Regions from separate parts of the Homo sapiens genome. Here regions 1 and 3 are each linked to region 2. A link is an interaction called in ENCODE POLR2A ChIA-PET data of the cell type or tissue named here. Cell type or tissue: HepG2. All regions are shown on one strand.

Region 1 (2,500 bases), 560 kb before region 2:
CTGGAAGCACATTCCTCTGACGCTGCAGCAGCGGTAAGGTTTGTAGGAAATACAACAGTGGATATGCCTCCTAATAATACTTAATTTCTTTCTCATTTACCTGCAGTTATTTTTAAAATCTCGTACGGCCTATTAAATTAATTTCCGCGCAGGTCTCTGCCAAAATAATGCCATTTCAGTAGACCAAAAAAAAGAAGTCTGAATTGCTTACCTTTGATATGCCTGAGGACAGGTGGGAGGTGTATTGAACACGTGTGGGTGTGGGTGATAAGGTGTCTTTTTCAAAGCCTGAATTAGATTTTGTCTATACTCTGGGTCTATGCACCACAACGACCCTTTCCCAATACTCTGCAAAGAAAATTAAAATACAAAGGCATTAATAGAGAATTATTAAGTACTTTGCAATAAGTAGATGTATAGCTATTATCACTTCTTTATTTTTAAAAGCTTCTCATTTGTTGACTGTTTGCCAGCCTTAAATATTATACTGACAGTAGAACTCCATAAAATGCACTTCAATCTTACTTGTATTATGTTTGATAGGCAAAATGAACATATTATTACCAGGTTATGGTGATACAACAATATTACAATTTTCATACCCAAACTACCAATAAAATGAGAATCTCATTGTTTTTCAGCGTCAACATTGAAGAACACGTGCATTCTCTTCTAAAAATGAATTTAACTGTGTCAGATTTCTAAAGTTTGGGGAAAAAAAAAAGAGGGCCGAGACACCCCCAAAAGTCCATCTCTGCTCCAGAAATTTAGTTATGTTTTAAAACCATATGACATCGGGATCATTTTATAAAAACAGAAAAGTAATCCCCTTGTTTCTTTCCAGCTTACTCACAAAAGAATGACATTTACTCTTGGAATAGAATTCTGTAATTACCTTCCCTAAGCAACAAAAGAACTCAGGCAGCAATGGTAAAGCCCAACTCAGAATCCACTATTTATTTTTTGGATTCCTCAGTTCCCAGCAATCGACTCCAGCCATTAAGAGTTGAATCTTTAGAAGTCAAACTTTAAAATGCAAATTTTCTAAAACCGTTCTGTGGAGAGAGGGAGGCTTCCTGTGAGGCCCACTTCCTGTGAAGCGTTTGGTCTATGGACAGCCTATTTTTAAAAATGTAAGTCCTTCCTTTGAGGCCCCCCGGAACTGGCAGCAGGCCGACGGGCAATCGTTCCTCTGGCCGCACACTTTCAAGTGACCGAATGTACCCAAACTGTTTGATAAGGTCATTTGTAAATATTTACTGATTTGCAGAGAAAAGAAGTTAAATTACATAAACCCGTGCCCACCTCCTGCTTTCAGCCAACAGTAAGATTGATGTTGTCCTCCAACATTTAGAAAGCAAACAAGAAGCTGTTTAACTAACATGGGGGAAGGGGACAATCCAAGAAAATCCCACTGAAGGAGCTGTAAAAACAAGTTACTCCTAAAATCTTTTTAAAAGTTTAAAAAAATCTGTGTTTCATCATCAGTTCACCCGAGTAGTTTCCTTACAAACATTATTCACAGAGCCCATTAAAATACTTTATTATCAACAACATCAGCAAGCCGTGCAACTGGAATTAACTCTTTCTGGTGCAATGAGAATAGGAGAATTGCTCAAAACCACAGCCAGGGGCTGGAACCTCTGACCACTCTAGTCACCCACCCCCACGTGCAGGCCTGACCCCAGACACAGGTCAGAGTCTGGCTGGACACTCTATGCTTAAACATCAATGTTCTCAGTTTAACCAACCGGATGTTTAAAGACCTGAAAGATTTCAACTTTGGAAAATTCAACATTCCTACGTGTTTTTTCCTTTCACGCACACATTCTCAAACCCAGAATAGTTCAGGGGGAGCAGTGAGACTTTGCAAGTAAATCAGGCGGGCCACTCAATAATCTGCCCTGGAAGCTTCATCCCTTCCTTTGGAAAAGAGCTGTGCAGAAGAAAGCCAAAAGCTAAGGAGTGGAGAGGTTTGGGGGGAAAGACAGGAGACAGGTAACTACCAAATTTGGAAAACATAAAACAAACCACCAAATCCTGTCAACAGTAGGGGTCTGGCCTGATTCCATCAAAGGCTCCCGGTGGAGCCCTGGGCCAGTGGGACCTGCCTTTCTGATCCCTTGCACCCAAGGCTCCAAACCAGCAATAGCTACACTGAGGGCCATGGCTGACATGTGACCCAAACATTTCTGCAATGATATTGTCTCAATTCTGGAAACCCAATGGCTTTTGTTCTCATCATGGTGGCTTTCAGGGTGGGACCATTTAATCTTAACGCTACAAAAATAATATGACAAAGAAATGAAGGACAACCGGTTGGCCTTCTCAGGGAAATAACCGTAAGCCAAGAACGTGGTTTCTCCTAATCCTAACCTAAGTGTTTGTTTACTGTACCCTTGTATACCCATATTAATGTATGCTACCATTTAAAAGCTAAGCAGATTGAACCCAGGAGCCAGAAGCTGCAGCGAGCGGAGATCGCACCATTTGCACTCCA
Region 2 (2,500 bases):
TCACTTCCCTACATTTCGATGGCTTCCCGGTATCTCAGGATAAAGTCTGAACTCTTACAAGACCCTCATCACCTGGCACTGCCTATCTCTCCAGTCTCATCACTCTGCATTCATCTCTCGTTCCACCCACCCACTGAAAAAAATAGGTGTATTTGATAGTAGGCTAACTATGCGTAACAACTCTGTTATTCATGCTCTCCCGCTGACCTCTGCAGATGCACTCTGTCTAGAATATGCCCTCCCTCCTTCCCTGGCTAAGGCGAAGTCAGGCAAATGGAGACCATCCTCCAGGTCTCACGCCGGCTATCACTTCTCTGATGTCAGCCTTGGTGCCCCCTCCCCAGTCTGCAGCAAGCGTTCTTCTTCTCCATAGTACTTTGTAGTCATCTTTCAGGATTAACCATCTTGGATTCTAACCACCTACATCCTCAACTAGACTCTAAGCTCCTAAAGGGCAGAGCAGTTTCTATCTTGTTCATTTTCATACAATCCCAGTATCTGCAATGCAGAAGATTCTAACAAATATGTGTTTCCAAAACAAAGAAAGATATAAGCCTGAGAATAAAAGAGCACAGGGAAAGATCTCTCTTACAGTGATTAGGGGACAAAGAGAAGGCAGGAGTGCATTTTGGCCACGTTAAGTGTGAGGTGAAGGCCACACATACAATCAGGGGTCTTGAGAGGATTTAAAATGTCTAGTGACCGGGTGCAGTGGCTCACGCCTGTAATCCCAGCACTTTGGGAGGCTGAGGCAGGCGGATCACTTAAGGCCAGGAGTTCGAGACCAGCCTGGCCAACATGGTGAAACCCTATCTCTACTAAAAATACAAAAATTTGCTGGGTGTGATGGCGGGCACCTGTAATCCTAGCTACTCGAGAGGTTGAGGCATGAGAATCACTCGAACCAGGAGGCGGAGACTGCAGTGAGCAGAGACTGTGTCACTGCACTCCAGCCTGGGCAACAGAATGAGAATCTGTCTCAAATACATACATACATACATACATACATACATACATACATACATACATACATAAAAATGTCTAGAGAAGGTCTAAGTTTCGTCACTGAATGTTTACTTACAAAAAAATGGGTGTCTTAGGGTACTCATGTCACTTGGAGTGTTGCCAGCTTCACTCGGAAGACAGGAGAGTCGGACGGGTTTTTATATTGTGGGAAGAAGCAGGAAGAATGGCAGAGGAGGGAGAACGAAAAGATTCAGAAAAGTTAAGCTACTTCTATCTCTTTAGAATTAACATGAGCCTAATGATTGGAGGACAGGGTAAAAAAACAAAGAGCTAAATAAAGAGAACTGGAGACAATGTAGTATAATATTCGGATGTACAAAGTACAAACCATAAAGTCTATTTTGTTTTAATAATTAACAAAGGTGCACCTAGTACACACACTATGGATCAGGCTTGGAGAAAACAGACAAATGAATCCAAGACTACTCATTTTGTGAGAGCTTAAAGCAAACAACTTTTAGCAGTATTTTAAAGCAAGCTAGTAAAATAAATAGAAGTGAAGTCCAAGGGATTTAAACATGAAAATTTGGGGAAAAAAGAACTTCGCAAAGCAAAACAGACAAAATACAAGGCTAACCAAACAAAGGCTAAATCAAATAAATAGGCATTGCCGTGTGCCCTGGAGAACTGCCAAGGAGAGTGAATTTCAACAAAGAATGCTTCTGCCACCAGTTAGGAAAACTTCAATTCCAGAAAGGCTGAAGGAATGCTGCAGGCACTGCCGAGTGACAAGGGGGGTTTGGGGGTGGAGAGGCAGTAGGTCAGACGTTATTTCAGACTACGCAGACAAACACGAGAACCTTCCTCAAGACAAGTAAAGGCAGCCCACTCCCTCCCAACGTGCTCCGCACACAGCTCCTTGTAAGAAACAAATCCAGGTCAAAGATGAGAAATTTGCATCTTCAAGGACTGCCTGTAGCAGCCTTCTCTTCTCAATTTGCAGATAAAAAGACCCCTGTAAATACTTCTCAGCCACCATCCTAGTATCCACAGTCTTGAGATGAAACAAGTCCATGTAGCCCAAGCACAACAAAGCACCAGCAATCATTGTGTGAGCCTGGATGCTGGGAACAGAGTCCTGCGGCTTTGGGGCTAGAATTGCTGTAGATCAACCAAGTATTATTCTCTAGGTCAGAGCACAGTTCTCCATTCAGTTGTGGCCTGTAGTAGTCATGGCAATAGAAACCACCACTGCCACGGCAGCAGTCCCCACTGACAGAGCACGTGTCCTGTGCCAGGCACAGGGCTGAGCAATTTGCATGAATTATCCCTGTTAAGCCTCCTAACAACCTGTCATTATCTTAATTTTATAGCTGTTCCCTCTACAGATGGGGAAACTAAGGCAAGCTGAGATACTTTTCAAAGGTCTCACAGCTAATAAGCAATGCAGCAGGGATTTAGATCCAGAGAATTGTTCTAGAACACGCTTTCTTAGCCAACAGAATGGCCAGAAGTCCACAAAAGAAGGCAGTGG
Region 3 (2,500 bases), 570 kb before region 2:
GGGCCAGGCACAAGGGCTAGGCATTTGGTACATCATTTTACTTAATTTAATCCCTAAAGCACTCGTTTAAGACAAGTATTCTTTTTGTTGGTTTGTTTTTGAGACAGAGTTTCACTCTTGTTACCCAGGCTGGAGTGCAACGGTGCGATCTCGGCTCACTGCAACCTCTGCCTCCTGGGTGAGTTGCTGGGATTACAGGTGCCTGCCACCATACCCAGCTAATTTTTGTTCTTTTTAGGAGAGACGAGGTTTTGCCACGTTGGCCAGGCTGGTCTCAAACCCCTGACCTCAGGTGATCTGCCCGCCTCGGCCTCCCAAAGTGCTGAGATTACAGGTGTGAGCCACCACGCCCAGCCTAAGACAAGTATTCTTATGCCACAATGAGTAACAAAACAGAGGCTCAGGGACCAGAGGCTTCAGGTAACATGTCCAAGGTCACACAGCTAGTGAGTGGCCCAGGGAGGCTCTAACCTGAGCCTCTTTCTAGACCTAACTAAGATCTGCTCTGAGCCTGCTGCGACATTGGCCAACCTGCAGGAGCTGGGAGGAAGCATGGAGACCCTCCAGTCCCCGTCTGCACCAGGGCAAGCGTGTGGTTCTCTCGGATCCTGCTCCTTCCAATGCTGGGGAGGCAGAAGGACCTCTCTGGGGCACTAAAGCTCATGGGAGACAGGCCCAGGACAGAGTTTCTGACTCCTGCTCTACTGCGGGCAGGATCGGGCAGGCGGGGAAGCCAGAGTCACGCTTTGAGAGCTTCAGACTGTGGGATCTTTTTCATTTCTCTGCTTCCTCACTGTTTCCTCGGACTGGCCTCCTCCTCCTGAGGGTGACAGAGCCGCTGTGCCCATCTGCAGCACCAATTCGGGGCCACTCCCCTGCAAATGCAGGTGAAGCTAAGCCTGGGCTGGAGGCCTGGGGGCTGGTGAATGCACCAAAGCCAGGCCAGAACCCCCACCTCCCACGCGGGACTCTGCTGGGAAGCTTGAAATGCAGGGAAATCTCTTGATGTGTTTCTCATCAGTAGAAAAGAATAGGAGGGTTTGGGGGTGGGGGGCAATTTCCAGTTCAGAAGAATCCTAAGATAAGAAACTCTGCTCTCCTTACAGTTAAAACAAACAAACAAAAAGCTTTCATTCAGAAGACCCACAGCTGCAAAGAGAAAGAGAGAGGAAAGAGAAGAAGGAAGGGGGGTGCAGGGGAAGGAGGTAAAAAAAGCTACTAAAATTTGGTAATGTTTTTTCCCCTCTGAATGTGTTTTTCCCATTCATTTTTCTTCTGCCCAAACTGGTTGGGGCGTGTGTTCTGAGGGAAGGGGGAAACTGATGTGTGTTAGAGAGACATATGTTGGAATAAGCAGCTCATAAACAGACTTTGACCAAAACTTTCCATTTAAAAGTAAACACACAGGAAACATGTCTCAACTTGGACTATGGTGATTAAGCAACTCAATTTGAGAAGATAAGGATTTTTTTTAATGTGTCTCAATGGTTTATGGAGGTTTTCTCCAGATGATTTAAAAATCAGCAAAAGTTAGGAATTAATGTGGAATCTCTGATGCTTCCCACGCTCTTTCCGTACCTCTCACATCCATGGCAGAGTCTCAGAGATGCTTTGACAAATAATGCAACACGAACCTTATGTAAGAAAAACAAAAGGTTATGAATGTGATCAGAGACTCTGGCCAAGAACATGTGCTTCCACAAAACAAGGACACCAGTTTGGCTCTTCCATGGAGATTTATGCAAAGGGTGGGTGTTATTCTCATCAATTCAGTGGATAAACAATAGGGGGGAGGTTGGGATGATTTGATGGACAGCTTTTGGAAATGATCTTCTGCTTGGCAAAACACTGCCGTGATCATTTTATTCACACGGAAGGAAATGCAAAGAAGTGTCACTAAAACAAGGGAGGTAATTGTAGGGCATGAATCAAAAAGCTGGATGACACAGAACGAAGAGTAACTGAATTAGTCCCATCACGGTCTTGAAATCTGCACTTAATTTCAAGAGAAGAGCCTGACCTCTCATTGCTGGCTAACAAAGCTATGCATCTATTCCCTCAAGTTTCATTTCCACCTTATAAACTACAAACACCATGTTGCAGAGGGATATGCCTCGACTGTCATGGCAGCCCAAGAAACTCAGAAACAACATCTCAAGAGCTGGAAGCGATAACCCTGCAGTTCTCCAGTAAGAGTTAAATCTTGGGACGACCCTGGCAGCTGGTTGTCTAGCCTCGACTGGCATCCCTGGGGGTAGCTCATTCTACCTTCATCCCCTTCATCTGTCCACCCACCCAACAACTCTAGCATTTACCCAGCTTCTGTTATGTGCCTGGCACACTGTCAGATGCTGTTCTGTCTTGACCCCAAATCCTTCTTTCTATAACTTCGATCCATCAAGTCCAAATCTGTCCTCTCTGATGGTGAGGATGGCTGGCATGCTAACCTTCTGAAGGTGCTCTTCCCGGGTTACACATTCCCTGTTCTTCAACAGTAACA

Evidence for each region. Peaks named below come from ENCODE experiments on the same cell type or tissue, not always from the same donor. Only the 100,000 strongest peaks of a DNase experiment are listed, where the experiment ranks them.
Region 1: POLR2A ChIA-PET joins it to region 2 with 10 read pairs; 2 of 35 experiments call an interaction of 5 or more read pairs at or near these places.
Region 3: POLR2A ChIA-PET joins it to region 2 with 7 read pairs; 2 of 35 experiments call an interaction of 5 or more read pairs at or near these places.

Annotation. Positions count from the first base shown.
Region 1 is chr14:89,350,461-89,352,960 of GRCh38, forward strand. FOXN3 (forkhead box N3) reads right to left here. Exons shown (of 6, transcript NM_005197.4): 3 at 212-348. It overlaps FOXN3-AS3 (FOXN3 antisense RNA 3), which reads left to right. Exons shown (of 2, transcript NR_188029.1): 1 at 1-33. Among named protein-coding and RNA genes, the nearest start is that of FOXN3-AS3, 1.4 kb to the left of the region's middle. RefSeq lists a silencer at 956-1,005 and an enhancer at 2,155-2,500. In HepG2, no CTCF peak of the experiment used is centred here; DNase peaks (open chromatin) are centred at 1,261 and 1,691.
Region 2 is chr14:89,909,616-89,912,115 of GRCh38, forward strand. All of the region lies in intron 5 of EFCAB11 (EF-hand calcium binding domain 11), which reads right to left. Among named protein-coding and RNA genes, the nearest start is that of EFCAB11, 44 kb to the right of the region's middle. RefSeq lists enhancers at 1,530-2,147, 2,148-2,500. In HepG2, no CTCF peak of the experiment used is centred here; DNase peaks (open chromatin) are centred at 1,556 and 2,146; H3K4me3 peaks cover 1,689 bases.
Region 3 is chr14:89,338,918-89,341,417 of GRCh38, forward strand. All of the region lies in intron 3 of FOXN3 (forkhead box N3), which reads right to left. Among named protein-coding and RNA genes, the nearest start is that of FOXN3-AS3, 10 kb to the right of the region's middle. RefSeq lists enhancers at 436-705, 1,228-1,522, 1,424-1,925, 1,926-2,425. In HepG2, no CTCF peak of the experiment used is centred here; a DNase peak (open chromatin) is centred at 1,384.